3 separate regions of the Homo sapiens genome follow, and regions 1 and 3 are each linked to region 2. Evidence: chromatin loops called from intact Hi-C (ENCODE). Cell type or tissue: heart right ventricle. All regions are shown on one strand.

Evidence for each region. Peaks named below come from ENCODE experiments on the same cell type or tissue, not always from the same donor. Only the 100,000 strongest peaks of a DNase experiment are listed, where the experiment ranks them.
Region 1: a loop joins it to region 2, with 9 times the contacts of the local background. A loop is called at or near these places in 61 of 110 quality-filtered maps.
Region 3: it touches region 2 in a loop (3-fold over the local background); 65 of 110 quality-filtered maps call a loop at or near these places.

What each region holds. Positions count from the first base shown.
Region 1 is chr7:77,129,438-77,137,437 of GRCh38, forward strand. The region is part of intron 1 of CCDC146 (coiled-coil domain containing 146); the gene reads left to right. The region is part of intron 1 of LOC124901678 (a long non-coding RNA gene); the gene reads right to left. Among named protein-coding and RNA genes, the nearest start is that of CCDC146, 11 kb to the left of the region's middle. In heart right ventricle, no CTCF peak of the experiment used is centred here; no DNase peak of the experiment used is centred here.
Region 2 is chr7:77,327,951-77,335,950 of GRCh38, forward strand. It overlaps GSAP (gamma-secretase activating protein), which reads right to left. Exons shown (of 31, transcript NM_017439.4): 20 at 2,289-2,417; 21 at 1,383-1,441; 22 at 656-687. Among named protein-coding and RNA genes, the nearest start is that of CCDC146-AS1, 83 kb to the left of the region's middle. In heart right ventricle, a CTCF peak has its summit at 4,096 (motif pointing left); DNase peaks (open chromatin) are centred at 433 and 4,121; H3K27ac peaks cover 3,835 bases.
Region 3 is chr7:77,254,198-77,262,197 of GRCh38, forward strand. It overlaps CCDC146 (coiled-coil domain containing 146), which reads left to right. Exons shown (of 19, transcript NM_020879.3): 5 at 309-366; 6 at 2,136-2,312; 7 at 4,798-4,871; 8 at 5,812-6,039; 9 at 7,924-8,000. LOC102723791 (a long non-coding RNA gene) reads right to left here. Exons shown (of 6, transcript XR_927688.3): 4 at 3,004-3,058; 5 at 1,201-1,278. Among named protein-coding and RNA genes, the nearest start is that of CCDC146-AS1, 9.5 kb to the left of the region's middle. In heart right ventricle, no CTCF peak of the experiment used is centred here; no DNase peak of the experiment used is centred here.

The sequences.
Region 1 (8,000 bases), 200 kb before region 2:
CAATTTAATAAGGAAAGAAAAAAACTATATGCTGAGATTGCTAAGATCTAAGGTTAGAATGAATCTTCTGCCTGTGAAATTGTGAAGAATGAAAAATAAATTAATTCATAGTGTATATAGAGTTTGGTACCAATCCTGGTTTCAGTCATCCACTGGGGATCTTGGAACATATCCCCCATGAATAAGGAGATACTACTGTAATCTCTACTGATCTGTCTTCAAGTTCACTGATTTTCTCCTTGTTCAAATCTACCATTGAACCCCCCCAGCGAATTTTTCAATTATTATAATTTTCTACTTAGGAATTTCAATTTGGTTTCCTAAAAATTTCTACTTATTGATATTCTCTGATGAATTACATCATACTCTTCTTTAATTCTTTAAATATGGTTTCCTTTCATTCTTCAAACATATTTATAATATCTGCTTTGAAGTCACTGTTAAATCAGACACCTGCCCACTAGTCATTTCATAGGCATCTCAGTTATCAGATCAACTGTTGATGTATCTCAGTGCTTGCATTCAACTAACCCTATTTTACTTCATAAGGGCCCCAAAGTACAAGAGTAGTGATGCTGACTACTTGGATATACCAAAGAGGAGCCATAAAGTGCTTCCTTTAAGTGAAAAGGTGAAAGTTTTTGACTTAATAAGGAAATAAAAAAATCATATGCTGAGGTTGCTAAAATCTATGATAAGAACAAATCTTCTATTTGTGAAATTGTGGAGAAGACAATTTTGTACTAGTTTTGCTGTCACATCTCAAACTGCAAAAGTTATAGCCACAGTGCCTGTATAGGATATATAGGGTACTATCCACAGTTTGAGGCATCCACTGGAGGTCTTATAAACGCATCCCATGCAGATAAGGGGAGGACTACTCAAGAAAGCATAGTTAAGGCTTTGAGAAATGAACTATGATAAAAATACCACAAAGGTCTCAGAACAACTCGCAAGCGTTGCATGTAATGTACAGACCCAAAGAGCATAGCAAAGGCTTTGAAAACTAAATATTGGAATTACTGTCCCTGAAGGCATGACAGAACTTGTGATCTGAGCCTAACCAGATTGATTACTTACTAAAACAAACAAAAATCAGTATCTTTAGAAGATTTTAACAGGACCCAGAGCTTCATAGCCAGCATAATATCCTTTCTTTCTTTTTTTTTTTTTTTTTTTGAGACGGAGTTTCGCTCTGTCGCCCAGGCTGGAGTGCAGTGGCGCGATCTCGACTCACTGCAAGCTCCGCCTCCCAGGTTCACGCCATTCTCCTGCCTCAGCCTCCCGTGTAGCTGGGACTACAGGCGCGCGCCACCATGCCCGGCTAATTTTTGTATTTTTAGTAGAGACGGGGTTTCACCGTGTTAGCCAGGATGGTCTCGATCTCCTGACCTCGTGATCCGCCCGTCTGGGCCTCCCAAAGTGCTGGGATTACAGGCGTGAGCCACCGCGCCCGGCCCTTTTTTTTTTTTTAAACGGAGTCTCACTCTGTCATCCAGGCTGGAGTGCAATGGCGCAATCTCGGCTCACTGCAACCTCTGCCTCCCAGGTTCAAGCGATTCTCCCGCCTCAGGTTCCCAAGTAGCTGGGAATACTGGCGCATGCCACCACACCTGGCCAATTTTTATAAAGACGGGGTTTCACCATGTCGGCCAGGCTGGTCTCAAACTCCTGACCTCAAGTGATTCTCCCACCTTGGCTTCCCAAGGCTGGGATTACAGGCATGAACAGCATAATAGTCAAATTGTCCATCTTAAAATCCCAAATTACTCAACATATCAGAAACAGGAAAATCTGGCCAAAATTTTCAAAGGAAAAGTTACCACCCCCAAATTATCAAAGACTATTTACAATCGCCAAAAACCTTGAAACAACCCAAAGGTCTCTCAAATGTGAGTGGAAAAGCAAACTGTAGTACATCCACATAATGGAATGCTGCTCAGTAATAAAAAGTGACAATTGGTACACACAACAAAATAGATAAAAATCTCAAGAACAGGCCGGGTGCAGTGGCTCACACCTGTAATCTCAGCACTTTGGGAGGCCGAGGTGGGCTGATTACTTGAGGTCAGAATTTTGAGACCAGCTTGGCCAACGTGGCGAAACCACGTCTCTACTAAAAATACAAAGATTACCCAGGCATGGTGGTGGGTGCCTGTAGTCCCAGCTATTTGAATGGCTGAGGCAGGAGGATCCCTTGAACCTGGGAGGTAGAGGTTGCAGTGAACCAAGATCGTGCCACTGCACTTAAGCCTGGGCAACAGAGTGAGACTCCGTCTAAAAGAAAACAAAAACATAAACAAAAAACAAAAAACTCAAGAACATTTTACAAAGTGAAAGAAGCTATACTCGAAAGATTACATACTCTGTGATTCCACTTATATGATATTCTGGAAAAGGCTAAATAAAAACGATAGGGAGCAGATCACTTGTTGCCAGGAGTTACATGTGGAGATAAAGTTTGACTACAAAGGGGTACTGCATGAAAGAATTTACTTTGGGCCAAGGGAAGGGAAAGAACTGTTCTGCATCTTGATTGTAGTCATGGTAACTTGCGTACAAGCATTTGATAGAATGCATAGAACTGTAAACAAAAAGAGTAATTTTTACTCTATGTAAATTTAAAAGTGAATTTCAAAAAATCATGCATAAAAAGAAAACACCATCTGTGAAGCAGATGACCTTACAGGTGAATTCTACCAGACATTTTCAGAGAAATAATAATAGCAGTTTTACATAAACTGTCTCAAAAATTAGAAAGGAGAGAACTCTTCCCAACTCACTTTATGAGGACAGTATTGTCTTGATAAAAAAATTAGACAAAAATATTGCCAAAAAAGAACTAGAAAACAATCCCTCATGAACACAAAAGCAAAATCCTTAACATTACATGAGCAAATCAAAATCAATAATATGGGAAAAGGATAATGCATCATGACCAAGTGGGGTTTATCTCTCGAATGCAAGATTAATTTTATGACTAAAAATCAAGCAGTGGACCAGGTGTGGTGGCTTATGCCTATAATCCCAGCAATTTGGGAAGCCGAGATGGGAGGATCACTTGAATCCAGGAGTTCAAGATCAGCCTGGGCAACATAGTGAGTCTCGATCTCTACAAAAAAAAAAAAAAAAAAGAAAGAAAGAAAAAAATCAGCCAGTCATGGTGGCACACACCTGTAGTCCCAACTACCCAGGACAATGAGGCAGGAGAATCAGTTGAGTCCAGGATGTCAAGGCTGCAGTGAGCTATGATTGTACCATCACACTCCAACCTGGGTGACAAAGTGAGTCTCTGTCTTAAAAAATAAGTAAATAAACAAATAAATAAATAAATAAACAAATAAAATTAAGCAGTGTAATTCACCACTCACAAACTAAAAAAAGGGAAAATGTGATTGTCTCTATAGATTTTTTTTCTTATCTCAATAGATTTTTTTAAAAAGTGTTTGGTAGGCCGGGCACGGTGGCTTATGCCTGTAATCCCAGCACTTTGGGAGCCCAAGGTGGGTCGATCACCTGAGGTCAGGAGTTCAAGACCAGTCTGGCTAACATGGTGAAACCCCATCTCTACTAAAAATATAAAATTAGCCGGGCATGGTGGTACACGCCTGCAATCCCTGCTACTCGGGAGGCTGAGGCAGGAGAATTGCTTCACCCCAGGAGGCAGAGGTTGCGGTGAACCGAGATCACGCCACTGCACTCCAGCCTGAGTGACAGAGCAAGACTCCATCTCAAAAAAAAAAAATTTTTTTTGGCAAAACTCAGTGCGATTCCTGATAAAAACTCTCCACTAACTTGAAAGAGAAGAGAACCTCCTCCAACAACAGGCATCTGTGAAAAATTTACACTTAGTGCTACACTTTAATAATGAAAGACTGAATGCTTTCCCTTTAAGATTTGGAACAACTTTTGTTGTTGTTGTTGTTGTTTTGAGACGGAGTCTCACTTTGTTGCCCAGGCTGGGGTGCAGTGGTGTGATCTTGGCTCACTGCAACCTCTGCCTCCTGGGTTCAAGCAATTCTCCTGCCTCATCCCCACTTAGTAGCTGGGACTACAGGTGAGCACCACCACACCTAGCTAATATTTGTATTTTTAGTAGAGACGTGGTTTCACCATGTTGGCCAGGCTGGTCTCGAACTCAGGTGATCCACTTGCCTCGGCCTCCCAAAGTTCTGGGATTACAGGTGTGAGCCACCACGCCCAGCCTGGAACACCTTTTTTTTTTTTTTTTTACCACTTTTATTCAGCATCGTACTGGAGGTCCCATACAATGCAATTGGACAATAAAATAGCTTCTGGTTTGGGGTTCTTCATGTAAGGCACTTGGTGCTACTCCATCCTAACAAATAAAAAGCTGAACAGACTGAAAAATCAATTACATATGCTTAGGTACACACACACACACACACACACACACTCACACACACATATATGCTTCTATATGAGTAAAATTAATGACAGCAATGATATAATTGGCAGGAAGGAGTAATTATGATTATTTTGTTATTATAAGGTGAAGCAGTACACAATCGTCCCTTGGTATCTGTGGAGCATTCATTCTAAGACCCCTGTGGATACCAAAATCCACACATACTCAAGTCCCTCTGCATACCCTGCATAAGAGAAAAGTTGGCGCTCTTTACTGGGGGATTTTGCATCCTGCAATCTGCATTTGGTTGTGGATGCAGAACTCTACAAGAGGGAGGGTTGACTGGATTTATTGAAAAAAAAAATCCTTGTAAAAGTGGACCCATGCTGTTCAAACACATATATTGCTAGAGCCAAATGTAGTGTCATTTGAAAGTGGACTAGGATTAGTTGGAAATCAACACTGCAAATTTAGGGCTACCACTAAAAGAAATAATTATAAATCAAATGCTAAAAAGGAGAGAAAATTGAATCATATAAAATGCTCAGTTAGAACCACAAAACAGAAAAAGAGTGGAAGATAAAAATAAGAACAGCAAGGGCAATCAATAAAAAATAGTAACAAATATGATGGATATTAATCCAACTACAGCAGATCCTCAAATAATGTTGTTTTGTTCAACATTGTTTTATAGTAATATTGATGAAAAAAATAAATTTCTGGCTAAGGCCACTCTGTGTGTGTGTGTGTGTGTGTCTGTGTGTGTGTGTGTGTGTGTGTGTGTGTGTGTGTCTATGGGGTATGCATGTTCTCCCTATGTCTGCCTGGGTTTTCTCTGGGTACTCTGGTTTCCTACCACATCCCAAAGACGTGCATGTTAGGTTAATTGGAGAGTCCAAATTGTCCCTGTCTGAGTGAGTGTGAGTTGGGGGTGTGTATGTGTGTCCTGCAATGGAATGGCATCCTGTCCAGGGTTGGTACCTGAGCTGCTGGGATAGGTTCCAGCTAGCTGAGACCCTGAACTACAGTAAGTGGATTGGAAAATGAAGACATAAACAGATACAAATTATTGCAAAATAAAAATTCATAAAGTATGTGATAATTATACAAATGTACAACAATAAATGCAGTATGAAAGCACTCAGCAAGCCCACCATATTTGTTATTGTTTGTTTTTGAACTGCATAGTGGTAGAAGGTGCTTCTTACAATGTTCCCTTTGCAAATATTTATTCCTTGATTTAACTCATCACAACTACAACCACCATTGCTCACTGGTTCACCAAAAATTGAGTAAATAATTATCTTGTTTTTCTTAATCTTTCTTAAATATATGTATAGCCCGCATTTATTTCAGTTTGTAATGTTAGAAGTGTTTTGAGTCTTTATTTAGAAGTTTGGACCAGGTGCAGTGGCTCACACCTTTAATCCCAGCACTTTGGGAGGCCATCGTGGGTGGATCATTTAAGCCCAGGAGTTTGAGACCAGCCTGGGCAACATGGCAAAACCCCATCTCTACAAAAAATACAAAAATTAGCCAGATGTGGTGGTGTGCATCTGTAGTTCCAGCTATTCAGGAGGCTAAGATGGGAAGACTGTTTGAGGCCAGAAGATTCAGGCTGCAGCAACAGAGTGAGACACTGAAAAAAAAAAGAGAGAGAAAGAAAGAAAGAGCGAGAGAGAGAGCGAAAGAAAGAGAGAGGAAGAGGAAGAGAAAAGAGAAAAAAGAAAGTTGGTAGTGTTTTTCCATAGGAACTTGTTTATATCAGTTAGCCTATAGTAATACTGGTTTTGTTATGCATTGTCTTGCTTAAAGTCTCAGTTTCTAAGAGCCTGTCAACAACATTAAGAACTTACTATATATCAGTAATCGCTTTGAACAGCAACGATAAATGCACCAATTAAAAGACAGAGATTGTCAGAGTGGATGAAAAAAACAAGACCCAACCATAGGATGTCTACAAGAAATCTACTTTAAATATAAGACATATAAATTAAAAGTAAATGGGTGGAGAAAAATATACCCTGTTAACACTAATCAAAAGAAAGCAGAAGTAGCTATATTAATTTCAAACACAATTGACTTCAAAAAGGAAAGTTATCAGTGATAAAGGCATTACATAATGATAAAGGAGTTAATTGTCCAAGAAGGTGTAATAATCCTTAACACATGTGCACCTAACAAGAGCATCAAACTAGGTGAGACAAAACTGATAGAGCTGCAAGAAGACATATTTAAAACAACATGTCTCAAAAACAACAACAACAACTAAAACCCTTTCAATTCAATGAAGGTGAAAACAACGTATCAACGTTTGTGGAATGCAGTGAAAGCAGTGTGTAGAAAGAAATTATGTAGTATTGAATGCATATTTTAGAAAAGAAGAAAGATCTAGAATTGTTTCCACCTTAGAATACTAGAAAAAGAAGAGCAAGTTAAATCCAAAGTAAGCTGAAGAAAATAAATAAGAATTAGAGCAGATATCAATGAAATTGAAAACAGGGAATCAGTAAAGAAAATAAATGAAATGAAAAGCTGGTTCTTTGAAAAGATTAATAAAATTGATAAGCCTCTAGTGAGGCTGATTAAGAAAAAAGACAGAAGACACAAATTACTGACATCAGAATGAAACTGATCACTACAGATCTCATGGACATTAGAAATATTTTAAAAAGGAATACTATGAACAACTCTGTATCTACAAATTTGATAACTTAGAAAAAATGGACCAATTATTTGAAAGATATAACATGCCAAAATCCATATAAGAAGAAATAGACTCTCTGAATAGGCCTATATCTATTAAATAAATTGAATAAATAATAACCTTCCAAAATAGGAAGCACAAAGTTCAGATGGGTTTACTGGTGAATTCTATCAAAGCCTTTAAGGAAAAAATTATACTAATTCACTACAATTTCTTTTGGTAGATAGAAGAATACTTCTGAATCACTCTGAGGCCAGCATTATTCTAATGCCAAATCTAGACAAAGACCTTAAAGAAAACAAAATTATGGACCAATGTCTCCCATAAACACTAAGTGCAAAAATCCTCAACAAAATTGAATCAACAATGTATAAAAATAATTATATACCACTACCAAATGGGATTTGTTTCAAATATGCAAGGCTGGTTCAACACTCAAAAATCAATAGATGTAATCCATCACATCAACAGGCTAAAAAAGAAAAATCATGTGACCATATCAATAGATGCAGAAAAATTATTTGACAAAATGCAAAGCCCATTCATGATAAAAAACAAAAACTCTGAGTAAACTAGGACTAGAAAGGAGCTTCCTCAACTTGCTAAAGAATATCTATATAAAACCTGTAGCTAACATCATACTTAAAGGTGAGAAACTAGAAGCTTTTCCACTAAGATCAAGAACAAGGCAAAGATGTCCCCTCTCACCACTCCTTTTCAACCCTGTGCTGGAAGTTATAGCTGATGCAGTAAGACAAGAAAAGTAAGTAAAAGACATAGATTGGGAAGAAAAAAAATAAAACTGGCTTTATTCTCATATAACATGATTGTCATGTAGAAAAAGAATCAACAACAACAAAAAACTCCTGAGACTAATAAGTGTTTATAGCAGAGTTGTAGGATGTAAGTTTATTTTGCAAACGT
Region 2 (8,000 bases):
CTCAGGTACCCTCATGTGCTAAGCACTATGTTAGGTGCTATCTGCATTACCCCATTTAGTCTCATTTTCTCCTCACTCCCCTAAGGACAGTGCACAAATGGGTAAGTGACTTGCCCAGGAGCACATGGTTCACACAAGAGGCCATGCTGGAATATAAGTCCAGCTCTGTCTAGCTCTCAAGCCTGTGCTCTTTCCCCCAGAACCACACTGCTTACCTGGAAGCTCCTCATCTTTATGCCTCTAGGACCTGTGTGCCCAATTTTTAACCCAAATGAGAGGCACAAACAAGGCAAGACCCGGTAGGATCAGACAGCTAGAAAGCAAGCAGCACCAAGCCAAGGGAAATGCCAAAATGCATCCTGTGGGCACAGCCAGAGGGCAGCTCTGTATGACAGGAAATAAGGAGAACCGCAAGGCCATCACCCAGGGACTCCCATCGCAAAAGCACATTCAGCAGCTGTCCCCGGAGGTCCTGGTGCCTAGACAGACATGGGAAGAGCCGTGCGGCCACTCTAACAGCAAGATATTAAAAGGTGCTGCCTGCACCACACTACTGGAAGTGATTCTCTTGCCAACCCACAGTGGTAGGAAGAACAGTGCTACAAACAAAACACTGACTGGAACCCAGAAGGCTTTATTACAGATCTTTTCTTACCCAAATTTCTTGCTTCTAGGTTAGAAATCACCCTACGAAGAAATTAGCCATGTTATTCACAGACAGCATTGCTTTTAAAAAATTTAAAGCCACATCATACAAAGATATCCTCCTTTAAAAATTCATAAAAACCACTGTAGAAACTATTCTCAAGCTGCTGAAAACCTCAAAAACTTTGATCAATGTAGTGAAAGCCACATTAGGCAATTAAAAAATCTCAAAACCCTTTAGTGCCAACAACGGCAATAATTTAGAACAACTGTAGCTCTCAGTTATTGAAAATAATGGGGACAGAAAATAGAACAGAGGTTGGAATGGGGCCTATACTTTTAGTACTCTGAGATGACTCATATATCCAGAAAATAGGCTTTCAAAATAAAAGCAAGCTCACTAGCCCACTGACACTTTAAAAAAAAAAAAAATCAACCTACTATTTGCCTTTCTCTCCTAAAATGCTAATAGGAAATTTCTTTACCAATTATCCATTGTAAACATCTATCCGCAGGTTACAAGTCTATAAGGTTCAACATATAAGCTTTTCCCACCAGAAATTCCAGCACCAAATTCCAGAATAGGGTCCAAGTGGCTGCATTCATGAAGCTGACAATATTATTTTGCTGGGGATATGCAACAAAAGTAAACTACTTCTATAAAAGGTAGCCAACAAAACAAAGTAATTGTAAATGTCAACCATCTTACAGATATGATAACCTCTGCTTTCACTTACTTTACTGCATTATCAAGAATATTCCTCACGTATGCCGCAGACCTTCTTTTTCCTGTTTTCTAGGAGTGAGAACACGTCAGAAATGTGGAAGGTAAAGGTTTTATCGGTGACTTTTCACGTCAAGGATATAATGCAATACAGTTAAGAGCATCAGAGAGAAGAAATATACTTTCCAGGTAATCAGAACACCTAGATTTTTTTTAAAGTTTTAAGAAATATTTTATTCTGAAACAATTACAGATTCACAGGAAACTGCGAGTCAACTATATACTACACACAACAACACTAATCTACATGCAGCGATACTAGAGAGAGATGCAATGTACCCTCCACCCAGTCTCCTCAGTGCTTATATCTTACCTAACTAGAGCACAATATCAAAATCAAAAATTGACATTGGCACAATGTGTGTGTGTCATTCTATGTCATTTTATCATGTTTAGATTCATGTCCCACAATGTACCACCACAATCAACACATAGAAGTCTTCGATCACCCCCAAAGATTTCCCTGGGTCACCCCTGGACAGTGAGTCACGTCCACTATTCTCCCTCCAACTACCCCAACCCCTAATGACCACTAAGTTGGGAACACCTAGATTTTTTAATATCAATTTTTAACTACATAAGTAACCTGAGAACACATCTGAGACATGGATATTAATCATACTTCTACTATGAATGTGCTGTGTGTCCCCTTAAACTTTCTGCTTTTCAGTTTCCTCCCTAGGAGAACAGAGATCATAGAAGCATCTCTGCCCATTGAGATCAGTAATGACAATGATCAAGTCCCTGGCAATTGGGAAGAGTGCTGCACATGGAAGCCAGCCTTATGATTTAAAGGCATCACCTGGATCCAGTCCACTATGCCTCGCTGCTGGCTTTGTTCTCACTGACCCACTCATACCTCTTCAGAGATCAGGTTGTGCCACTCTCTCCTGACCACACTGTTGTTATAGTGGAAGTGTGGCTTGGCGTACTTAACATATTCTAGGTTGGAGTTCAGTTTTTCCCAGTAGCCCTTAAAGCTGAGCACCTGTAGGAGACAAAAACATCAGTGGCCTTCAGAGGCAGGCCCAGTGGCCCAAACCACCCAGTGAGTATTACACAAGCCTTATTTCCCGAGCTCTCAGGGTCCACATTTCTGAGTGAATACTTTGTACAGAAGATGGCATTCTAGACCCAATAGGGATTCTAAAATAGACTTAAAGAATCTTCTTTACCCACTTCATTTTCTGTCTCTTTTTTTTTTTTTTTTTTTTGTCGTTGTTTTTTTAAACCACATAGAGAACTGCTGCTCACTTCCCAAAACCAACAGGACTTCCCCAGATTGAGGCTTAGCAGGGAAACCTGTATTAAACACACTGAGTCATTTCCTCCCTTGAGACCCGTTTTTATGACTTAGGTGGTGTCAACAGTGCCATGTTCACTAAGAGAAAGTTCATTAACATTTGGATAAATGGAGTAGGCGTACTTTCCTGCTAAATTTATTTACTGCCCAGGACATTTTTCAAAACCTAGGAATCAAAAAAAGATAAAATGAACTAATTTTACATTGTCACATACACCAAAACAGAATTAGTCAGCATTCTATCTAGATCTTTGAATTATTGATATAATTGTACTACCCTGAAGCAAGAATGTATCCATTATATTCATTTTTAAATAATAAAATGCAATGTTAATACGTTCTTAGTGTTGACCAGGTGCAGTGGCTCATGCCTGTAATCCCAGCACTTTGGGAGGCTGAGGTGGGCGGATCACGAAGTCAGGAGATCGAGACCACGGTGAAACCCCGTCTCTACCAAAAATACAAAAAATTAGCCAGGTGCAGTGGCGGGCGCTTGTAGTCCCAGCTACTCAGGAGGCTGAGGCAGGAGAGTGGCATGAACCCAGGAAGTGGAGCTAGCAGTGAGCTGAGATCATGCCACTGCACTCCAGCCTGGGTGACAGAGCGAGACTCCGTCTCAAAAAAAATAAAAATAAAAAAATACATTCTTAGTGTTGAAGGATATTCTGACACAACTTGGTTTTAAACCAATAAAGGTAGACTTAGGATACTTTTTGCCAAAATATGTGCATTTACAAATGATTTGACTGGGGCCAGAGATGTAATGTGTGGTCATAAAACTAAGTGAACTATTGCCTGCCAAGGTGACAAGACTTGGCTGAACTGCAAGAAAAATAAGAAAACTTAAAAACAAACAAACAAAAACACCTCAATCAAGAAAAATGCCCTCATGTTAAATTATAGCACATTATTACCATTTTTATTCAAAAGACAGTCATAATTGGTTTGAAATGTGTTTTGGAGTATCAGTAAAGTAAGTAACATAATATTAAAACTTGCTCTTTCAGAAGCCTGAAATGCCCATCCAGCCAACATCCCTTCTCCCAGAGACAGAAAAACTCTTCCCAAGAAAGTCTCATGTCCCGGGGAAAACAGGAATCAAATCCCACTCCTCACTTGACTCACCTCACTCATCTTTTCTTTCCCTTTCCATTTATTTATAATGAACGTACACTTATCCACCCTTTGGGTCTTCTTTGTATTTAAGAAGAAAAAAAAAAAAAAAAAAAGACAAGACAAATCCTGCAGACGTTTGATGGAATTAGGTCCCTGACTGGAAGTCTCTAAAGCTTTCTTGCTGTCCTAATCTGGGCTCAGGCACAGGAGTGCCAAAAGCCAGAAAACTAATTGGTGTTGTGGTGACATCTAGTGTTCAGTTGAGCTATTAATTCCTCCTGCTTGGCCATAAGAGTCCCACCCACGCAGTTCACCCAGACCTTGCCCAGGACAGGATATGGGAGGGGAGAAACTCAGATGCCCTCTAACTGTCATCTGGCCCCATCCCCTCAAGTCAAATGCTATCCTGTTGTTAGAAGTCCCCACTCACTGCAGCTCCTAAGAAAAGATCTCTCCCAAATTACCTTCCTTCTTACTCCATTTAAAAAATCCCTTTCCTCATAACCTTTTGGGGAGGTAGGCACATTTTTCATAGTTTTGTTTTATTTTAAATTAACAAATAATTGTATATATTTATGGGTTGCAATGTGGTGTTTCAATACATGCATACATTGTGGATTTATCAAATCAGGCTAATTAGCATAGCCATCTGTCTGCTAAGAAGAAACAGATCAAACAGAGCTCGCCACATGTCAGTGGACAGGCTTTCCAGGGGCTCCAGCACCCACTGCCTGAATGTAAAATAGAGCATGTGTTTGTATGAGCGCTCTTCTGGGTAGATGGTCTATAGCTTGTACCAGATTTTCAAAGAAATCCATGGCCTAAAATAGACTAGAGTTAGAAGGAAAAAGATCTGAATTTAAAATAAAACAAAAATTAAAATTTACACTTAAGTAAGAAATACTGTTAGCCAAACATCCCAAAAATATTTTCACACGAACTTACATGTTTTTTAGGAGGGGGGTCACTGGCCTAATATAGATATTAGATATATCTATAATATCTTACAGATATTAAGATAATACAGAAAAATCTATATATTTCACTATTTGGTATCCACTAGAGAAGTGATCTAACTTTTTTCAGTTAAGAAATGCGGCCAGGTCATGCCTGTACTCCCAGCATTTTGGAAGGCAGAGGCAGGCGGATCACAAGGTCAAGAGATCAAGACCATCCTGGCCAACATGATGAAACCCCATCTCTACTAAAAATACAAAAATTAGCTGGGCGTGGTCGCATGCACCTGTAGTCCCAGCTACTTGGGAGGCTGAGGCAGGAGAAACACTTGAACCCGGGAGGCGGAGGTTGCAGTGAGCCAAGATGGCGCCACTGCACTCCAGCGTGGCGACAGTGCGAGACTGTCTCCAAAAAAAAAGAAATGCAGAGATTATTCTAAATTGGAAGGTCTATTTGGAAACTTGGAAAACAGAGATGGAACAGGGGAGGGAAATGGATTTGAGTCAGTGAAGGACAAGGAAAGGATATTCCAGGTGGGACTCTTTGGGTGTGAGCAAAGACACAGACTAGAAGATGGATTCGGGGCTCAGATCTGAGCCAGAGCATCAGAGTCAACAGTACTTCATTCTCTATGGTGAAGACAATAGCCTCCAGCATGTGCAACTCCCAGCCTCAGCTGCCCATTGGAACCACCTGGGTCCCATCCCCAATTAGATTTAATTGGCTTGGGGTATGCCTGAGCCTTATGAGTTTTACAAGTTCCCCCAAGGCATCCTAATGTTCAGCCAGGACTGACAACAGTGAGCATGTTCAAGTAATCCCGGGCACCCCACCCTCAAACACTTTACTCAGTCTATACACCTCTGGCTTAAAGGCTATATAAATCACCAGCTGTCTAAAGACTTCTGATTGTGTGGTTTTAAAATAGGAGATATAGTTAAAGAGGTAGTTAGGGCCAAATCTTTGAGGGATTCTGAATGCCAAGGTGATACCAGCATGCTCATTATCCCAGAGAATAAAGGATCTCCCACATAACGTTTTAGATGTTGTAACCCAGAATGGAGGGGAGGGGAGGGGAAGGGAGAGTTGAATCTGCACAATCCCAAGAGCCAAGACACACCATCGCACCACTATGCTCTAGGATGAGACTGGTCAAGAAACAACAGATGCTGGTGAGGCTGTGGAGAAATAGAAATGCTTTCACACTGTTGGTGGGAATGTAAACTAGTTCAACCATTGTGGAGGACACTATGGCGATTCCTCAAAGACCTAGAACTGGAAGTATTATACCATTTGACCCAGCAATCTCATTGCTGGGTGTATACCCAAAGGAATACAAATCCTTCTATTATAAAGCTACATGCACGTGTATGTTCACTGCAGCACTATTCACAATAGCAAAGACATGGAATCAATCCAAATGCCCATTAATGATTGACTGGATCAAGAAAATGTGGTACATATACACCGTGGAATACTATACAGCCACAAAAAGGAACAAGATCATGTCCTTTGCAGGGACACAGATGGAGCTGGGAGCCATTATCCTCAGCAAACTAACAAAGGAAGAGAAAACCAAATGGCACATGTTCTCACTTATAAGTAGGAGCTGAACAATGAGAATACATGGACACAGGGAGGGGAACAACACACACTGGGGCCTGTTGGGGGGTTGGGGGAAGGAGAGCATCAGAATAAATAGCTAATGCATGCTGGGCTTAATACCTAGGTGATGGGTTGAGAGGTGCAGCAAACCACCATGGCATGCGTTTACCTATGTAACAAACCTGCATGTCCTGCCCATGTATCCTGGAACTTAAAATTTAAAAAAAAAAAAAAAAAAAAAAAAAAGATGAACCTGGGAGCACAGGAAATCACTGTCAATCAGCTAGCAGTTATCCAACAAAGCAAATACTGTACTCATCAGGAACAACAGCACCACAAAATGAAAGCCACAACTGCCCAGGAAGCCCATCACCGGCAACTCGAAAAGAGCTAATAAAGCTTTAAAAATAAAACACAAAAATGCTGTATAAGAAACATACCCGGCCAGGCATGGTGGCTCACGCCTGTAATCCCAGCACTTTGGGAGACCGAGGCGGGTGGATCACAAGGTCAGGAGATCGAGACCTTCCTGGCTAACACAGTGAAACCCCGTCTCTACTAAAAATACAAAAATTAGCCGGGTGTGGTGGCGGGCGCCTGTAATCCCAGCTACTCTGGAGGCTGAGGCAGGAGAATGGCATGAACCCGGGAGGCAGAGCTTGCAGTGAGCTGAGATCGCGCCACTGCACTCCAGCCTGGGCGACAGAGCAAGACTCCGTCTCAATTAAAAAAAAAAAGAAAAAAAGAAACATACCCATGCCAGATGCAGTGGCTCACACCTGCAATCCCAGCACTTTGGGAGGCCAAGATGCGTGGATCACTTGAGCTCAGAAGTTCGAGACCAGCCTGGGCAACATGGTGAAAACCCGGCTCTATTAAAAATGCAAAAAATTAGCCCGGCATGGTGGTGTGTGCCTGTAGGCCCAGCTACTTGGAAGGCTGAGATGGATCACTTGAACCTGGGGAGGCAGAGGTTGCAGTAAGCCAAGAACATGCCACTGCATTCCAGCCTGGATGACAGAATGAGACTGTTTCATAAAAAGCACGGCAAAGAAAAATACCCCTGAATTAGAGACAATGTTAGAAGCAATCACATCCTCAAGGAATGACCTGGAAGCATTTTCCTACATAAAGGGGAGTTTTTTCTCTTAGGATGACCTGAAATAATTGCCAAACACAGCCCATCACAACTATTCACTGAACAAAAGAACCAGTGGGTTACATTAAGGAATTGTTTCCCATTTATGATTTGGATTGCCAATTGATCCAAAAACAAACAAAAAAAAAAGCTCTGTGGTACTGGCTCATCTGCAAATTACTGCCAGAAAAAAAATCTGCCTTTCATTTCTAAAAGGCACTCTGGCTTTGGTCCTACTTCTGCTGATTAAGCAGCATCTTCTTACAGAGAAGGCAGCCAACTCAAAGAGAACCCTTTCCTCTGTGTGCCAGGACTCAACTAGCACAGCTAAAGCATCATCCAATTTGGCTCTTCAGTGGATTCCATCTCAGTATCAGCTTTTACTTAACAACCCAGAGAAACACAGTGACCCACTACCTCTAAGCATTGACAGAATAAATAGAAAATGTTTG
Region 3 (8,000 bases), 74 kb before region 2:
AAGGAGAAAAAGCCCAGAGCCTGCTGGGAAGGACCCTGTGTCCCGAGGCCCGTGGTCCCCAACATTTATAATGTGCTGAGATAACTCCTCTAAGTGGGTTGTGTTCACAAAGTTGGGTGGGAGTCCTGGGGAGGAGGAAGCACCCCAATGCACCTGTGATTCAGGAAAGGTGTCATAAAGAATGGACACCAGGTTGCCTGGCCGACAAGCATGGGAATGACATTCTGGGATGAGAAGATAGAAAGTTGTTATTACAGAAAGAGCTTATTTCTTTGTACTTTTTCAAACTTGATTTTTTTTTTTTGCAGCTTAAAGGAAGAAAAAATCATCATAGTAAAAGAATTTGAGAAGATAACAAAGCCAGGAGTAAGTCTTAGATGATATAGAGTTTCTTAAATACAGCTGGATTCAATCATCCCTTTTTATAAATATTAATGTTTATCACAACCACCATAGCCTGAAACATTTTAAAGACTCTAAAGTCTTAACTGTGAATGATGCTGAAAAGACTAGCTACATAACTTCTGGAGTAAATATAAGTGATGCCTATTATAGACTTTAGCAACTTGGCATCTAATTTAGGCTGTATTTAGTTGGACAATATCTGCTTTGTTTTCAGAAGAAAAAAAAGATTCTGTGGTTGACACTAAAAATATTATTTTGCTATAGCTATCACCCTCATAGCTCTCTGAACATCTCAAGTTATTACAACAAATTTTTACAAAGAAAATGTATCACTTATCTATTCCTGCCTAACAAATCATCCCAGAACTTAGTGGCTTAAAACAACAACCATTTCATTTTTTCACAGTTCCGAATATTCTGGTCTGAGCTGGCCGAATTGGGGCTGGGTAATCTAGGATAGCTCCATTCATATACCAGCCATTTGGTAGGCTACTTGGTCTAAGGTCACATGTCACTAGTTGGTCACATGATGGTGGAAGGGTTTCCAGACTCAATAAAGAGCAAACTCCAATATGTAAGACCTTTTTGGGCCTCTGCTAAAATCATTTTTGGTAATACCCCATTGGCCAATGCAAGTATTATAACATGGGCAAGTCTAGAATCAAGTTGGCCCTACCTCTTAATGGGAAGAAGGATCAAGACAATGCAAAGGGACATGCATACCCTGCAGATAGGAGGAATTCGTGGCCACTTTTTACAATCTATTATAGAACGTAAATAGAATGGTCACCATACTTTGCACTCCTTCCACCTTCTGATAATCCAAAAGTGTGTTGGTGGTGGTTTAATTCCAAGGCCAGCTCACAATAAAACCTGTTTAGCATAGAGTAAAATACTATTAATTCAAATAAGTATGCCAAACCATCATTTACAATACAGATTTTATGGGAGAAACATTTTGAATTTTCATTCAGATCCTAGGATCACCAATGATGCTCTCACCCAGCAGTGGTGGGAGGAGGGAGCTATGCAGAAAGCCCAGGGCAGGCTAAATAGACCCAGCACTTCGTCATTAGTAAGAGTAACGTGTAGACCTTCTGAGTGTAAGAAGCCTTCTCTCCCATAAGTCAAACCCTCCCCAGGTAATCAGACATGAGACAAAGATCTTTGATGATTCTGGGGTAGATGGTATTTGGGGAGGATGTGCATGAGCTAGAGAAGTAATATCAATAAGAAAGTGGGGGATTAAGGAGTGCAAAGTGTTGGGTATCCAAATATGAACACCTTTGTCTTTAGTTCCCATGTGACTCAGGTTAACCATAAGTCAGATATTCAAAGATTATTGGCATCTGATTTTGTCAGATCACAAAGCTACTAGAAAACAGACTGTACATTTTTTTTCATGCTTCTTGGTATGAAATAAAAATTGACACATAAAATGAAACGTTTTTAAATGTAGGAGGATAGAAAAGAGCACTAATAAAATAATTCAAATATAATGTTGTGTTTAATTATACATGCAGTATCATTATCATGCCTTTGTTAAAGATGTCAGAAATCATAAGTTGCATTTAGCTTTATGAGAAATCATTTAACCTTGTGAGAAATCATTCATGAACTTCAAAACAAATATAATCAAAATGGTGGGTGAAATTAGTTTTAGTTCAGTTTTTAGGTAGATAAATGTTTGCTCAGACTATATAACCTAATCATCTTCACGACTTTTAAAGGAAATGGAGAAGAAGATGAAAATATTGAGAGAAAGCACTGAAGAATTACGTAAAGAAATAATGCAGAAGAAATTAGAAATTAAAAATTTACGAGAAGATTTGGCATCTAAACAAAAGCAATTATTAAAAGAGCAGAAGGAACTAGAAGAATTGTTGGGACATCAGGTCGTCCTAAAGGTGTGCTACTTACCGTTGATATTTAAACATTGTGCCTTGCATGGATATAAAAGTGTGTGGGTATCAAGAGTAACCAGCAGGTTGGATAAAGAGGGGTATTGTCTCACAAACTGAAATATCTGCATTGCGATTGATCCTATCAAACTAAATCTAGGCTCTGGGAATGCACAAAAGACCTTAGGGTGTTTGGGAGTATCACTCGATAATTCGGAGCCCTCACCCTGCGGAAAAGGTCTCTCCTGACCTCACCAAACATTTCTGGACATTAGAAACAAGTGTCACAAACACAATTGTTTCCTTGAAGAACAACCATGGCCAGGCACAGTGGCTCACACCTGTAATCCCAGCACTTTGTGAGGCCAAGGCGGTGGATCACCTGAGGTTAGGAGTTCGAGACCAGCCTGGCCAACATGGTGAAACCCTGTCTCTACTAAAAATACAAAAATTAGCCGGGTGTGTGATGGTGGATGCCTCTAATCCCAGCTACTTGGGAGGCTGAGGCAGGAGAATTGCTTGAACCCGGGAGGTGGAGATTGCAGTGAGCTGAGATCGCGCCACTGCACTCTAGCCTGGGTGACAGAGTGAGACTCCCTCTCAAAAACAACAACAACAACAAAACGCACACACACACACACCTACACACATACCAAAACAACCAAATGTCCTAACCTCTCACATATATTTGTATTACCTTATCCTTGTCGGAGTGCATTCCACTTCCTCTCAGTAGAAAAGGGATGAGAGGCCTGTATTTATGTTTTAGGAGATAATGAATTAAAATTCATTTTACTTTGAAAAATGTATAAATGACTCTCAAAACAGTTTTAATAACCTAGAGTTGTTTTAAAAACAACATCTGAAACTCATTGGCTTAGGGGATAATGGTGATACACTTTGACCTGTTTTTCTATAACAGTCCTAGAGCAGACAGCCAAGATGTGCCCAGCTACTGTCCAGAACATAGGACCCTAGCAGAGATGGATTTAACAGGAACCCAGTGAAGCTTAAGCTTCAGGCCCCTCACTTGCATGAACCTCTTCCAAGATGCTGCACCTAAGTTAGCATTTGTAATTGTTTACTCTTTCTGTTAACGAGGGCCCCCAAGATTGTACAAGTTTCAGCCCCACAAAATTTGATCTGCCCCAGGACTGAGCAAGATCCCACAGAGAAATGTCTCGCCCACCACACTGCAGTGACGGATTCAACCTCCCTGCATGTGTGTTACCCCTGGCTCCAAAGTCCAATGACAACCTCGGGCAGGAAGGGGCTTTTCTATAACCCTTGCTGAGTACGTAAGACTCTTGAGACTTCAGCTGAACCTCCCATGAATCCACAGAGCATAGTGGGAGGTGCGGTGTTAGACAAACTTAGCTTCCGAGCTTGGCCTTGCCACTTACTAGCTGTGTGACTTCGGGAAACTTATTTAACTTCTTGTAGCATGAGTCTTAGGCAGGGCTCCCCAGAAACAGACCCTAAGACAACTACTAATGGAGGGAGAACTCTAAGGAGAATCCTATAGGAGATGGAGGGAAGCAGGATAGAGCTGGGGAAGAAGCTGGGCCAGAATACAGCTGCTTCAGAACTCTAGTCTCAGCCTGATCCCATGGAGAACTCAAGAAGTCATGAGTTGCATCACAGAGGCTGTTGCACCCAGAGGTGGGGGTGGGGGGTGTCTGTTAGATCACCACATCAGTTAGTCATTGGTCTCAGCTTGCTCCCCTCCTCCCTCCACCCCCTGGCTCCCATTCCCTGACAAGGCAGCTCTGCTCAGCCAGTGACAATCTGATGGAGAGGAGATTAAGCATGATCCATTAGCAGTCACCCCTGCAGCATTTGAGGGATGGGTGGGCAGACGGGCCCTGGCTTATGATGGTTCAGCTTATGATTTTTCTACTTTACAGTGGTGTGAAAGCAGTATGCATTTAGTAGACACCACGCTTCAAGTACCCATGCAACCATTCCGTTTTTCATTTTCAGTATTGAATAAATTACATTTATTGTACAGTATTCAATATGTTATGTTTATTTACTGTGTGGCACTCAACACTTTATTATATAATAAGCTTTGTATTAGGTGAACTGTAGACTAATAAAAGTGTCCTGAGAATGTAGGCTAGGCTAAGCTATGATTTCAGTAGGTTAGGTGTATTAAATGCATTTTCAACTTAAGGTAGTTTCAACTTACAACGGGTTTATTGGGACGTCACTCCATTGTATGTGGAGGAGCATCTGTACCTCCATAAAGGGAATCTGGGCAGAGGACCAACAGTATTTGCTACACTCAGTTACCTCCTCTTCAAAATGATAACAAATATAGCTCTCTTACAAGGTCACCGTGAGTATTAAATGGGATAATTAAAGCACACAGGGCAGATGGTAAGTATCTACATATTGTAGTTCCTTTCTCTCTCATATTTAATTTTCTTGTCTTAATTGCTTCTAGCCGAAGACCGCATAATTTAACATGATTTCGTTTCTTTACTAGGATGAAGTGGCCCACCATCAAACCATTCCAGTACAAATTGGAAAAGAGATAGAAAAAATAACACGCAAAAAAGTGTATGATTTAATATTTTTACTTTGAATCCCTGCCAGTCCAAGTTATGTGTGCACACTAGAACAAGAGTACTAACCATTGGACACATTAAATTACTATGATAATTTTAGAAATTTCTGCTTTGGGCCCTGTCTAGGTTGTTTATATCAAGTTCTTTAAAAGAAAGTAATGCACCAAATTTCTATCATTCATAGTATTTATGGCTTAATTATGGGTCAAGATTCTGTTGCCAATTTATAAATCATATTTTTATGGAGAAGTTCAATTGACTTTAACAGAGCGGTGCATGGGATAAATTATGCGAACTGGTTAGAATTTCATAGTCTAGAAGTATATCAGCCAGGCAGCAGCCCAAAGCCCAAATAATAGTAACTCCCCACTTTGCCACCCATTCATGTGTATAACACTCCTCAGATATTCAGAGTAGATTGGGAGGCAGAGGTCATTGAGGAAATTCTCAGTGTTTAAGGAACCAAAAAAGATAAAGATTTTAAGTGAAGATACAAAAATTCTGGAAAAATAATATAATTACTCTGGTGACTAATCTTAAGGGGAAAAATTAGGCAGGCACTAGTAACTGTTCTAAAAACTAAGCTCACCAACATCAAAGTTGAGAAACTCAGGTCAGTTTCAGGAGGCTGGTCAGGACGAGGGTTGAATCACAGGAGATGGTAGCAAATTGGGATCTGCACAGAAAGTAGGGAGGCTGGGCAAATTCCTGCCTTCCGTGGCACTCAGTGGAGATACCCTCCAAGTCCCACCCATCTGTGGTCTTTACCCACTGCTGAGATCATTGAATTTATGACTATCTCTTCTGCTGCATGGTTAGAAAGCAAGAATAGGTAAAGCCAGCATGGCCTCAAAATAAGGCAAGTGTGTGTGTGTGTGTGTGTGTGTGTGTGTGTGTGTGTGTGTGTGTGTGTGTGTGTGTATCCCCTACAGAGAAATGGAAAAGAAAAAAATTGTCTTGGAACAAGAAGTCAAAACGCTAAATGACTCCCTAAAGAAAGTTGAAAACAAGGTTAGTGCTATAGTGGATGAGAAGGAAAATGTAATAAAGGAAGTTGAAGGCAAACGAGCCTTACTTGAAATCAAAGAACGAGAACATAACCAATTGGTCAAGCTATTGGAATTAGCCAGAGAGAATGAAGCAACTTCATTAACTGAAAGGTTAGTTATATTTATGTATGTTATGTTCTGTCATCTAAATTTTTCTTCAATTTATATTTGAGAATTCAAAATCTCACTTTGGTGTTGAGTTAATAAATATTTAAAAATAATTTTAAATCAACTTTTACCCTTAATATATTATCAAATAAAGCACTTTGAAGTATTTTTTGATACTTTACTCAAATTTTCTCAATTTTCTGTTACCAGATTTTCAGGATATAATCTGTTGTATGTTGTAAGTTTCTGAATGTGCCTTTGGAAAATTTATCACTGGAGTATGTTATGTTCAGGGATTTTGCCAACAAATGAATGATACTTCTTAGGCCATCTTGACTTTTTTCTAACAGAAGCAATTTCGTGGTGTAATTCCCTAGGAGAGTTTTATGTCCTGCTTTTTTGTTTGTTTTTTGAGATGGAGTCTTGCTCTGTCGCCAGGCTGGAGTGCAGTGGCACGATCTTGGCTCACTGCAACCTCTGCCTCCCGGGTTCAAGTGATTCTCCTGCCTCAGCCTCCCGAGTAGTTGGGACTACATGTGCGCACCACCACGCCCGGCTAATTTTTTTTTTTCTTCTCATTAGAGACAGGGTATCACCATGTTGGCCAGGTGGTCTCGATCTCTTGACCTCGTGATCCACCCGCTTTGGCCTCCCAAAGTGCTGGGATTACAGGCATGAGCCACCGCGCCCAGCCTATGTCCTGCTTTTAAGTAAAATTTCAAGGAAACTGGAGGCTTCTATCTCTGCCAGTCTGTTATTTTTTTGGGGGGTGGGGGTTATAAGACTGCAGTTCTAAATGATACCAACTCACAAACCTAGTTGCCTTTGGCATTATTTACAATTTATGATTCCAACATGAGAATAGTCATGTGTGTATATACTGAGCATGCTGTCTTTTATTAAACTTTTAAGTTCAAGGTTACACATACAGGTTTGTTATAGGTAAACTTGTGTCATGGGGGGTTGTTGTACAGATTATTTTGTTATCCAAGTATTAAGCCTAGTACCTATTATTTTTCCTGATTCTCTCCCTCCTCCCATCCTCTACCCTCCAAAAGGCTCCAGTGTGTGTTGTTCTTCTCTATGTGTCCATGTATCCTCATCATTTTGCTCCCACTTATAAGTGAGAACATGTGATATTTGGTTTTCTGTCCCTGCATTGGTTTGCTAAGGATAATGACCTCCAGCTCCACCCACGTTCCTGCAAAGGATATGATCTCATTCTTTTTATTTTATTTTTTATTTTTTATTTTTTGAGACGGAGTCTCGCTCTGTCGCCCAGGCCGGACTGCGGACTGCAGTGGCGCAATCTCGGCTCACTGCAAGCTCCGCTTCCCGGGTTCACGCCATTCTCCTGCCTCAGCCTCCCGAGTAGCTGGGACTACAGGCGCCCGCCACCGCGCCCGGCTAATTTTTTGTATTTTTAGTAGAGACGGGGTTTCACCGTGTTAGCCAGGATGGTCTCGATCTCCTGACCTCATGATCCACCCACCTCGGCCTCCCAAAGTGCTGGGATTACAGGCGTGAGCCACCGCGCCCAGCCCTCATTCTTTTTTATGGCTGCATAATAGTCTGTGGCATATGTACCACATTTTCTTTATCTGGTCTACCATTGATGGGCATTTAGGTTGGTTCTATGTCTTTGCTATTGTGAATAGCACTGTGATGAGCAAATGTGTGCATGTGTCTTTAGGATATAACAGTTTATATTCCTTTGAGTATATACCCAGTAATAGGATTGCTGGGTCAAACGGTAGTTCTGTTTTTAGGTCTTTGCCAGAAGAGATTGGGAGCCAATATTCAGCATGCTGTCTTGATAAGTTTTGAAAAACATTTAGGACAGCTGATAACAAAATCATTTTCTTCTTCTTCCTTTACCTGGAACAGAGGGATCTTGGATCTCAATTTACGCAACAGTCTCATTGACAAGCAGAACTACCATGATGAACTTTCTCGTAAGCAAA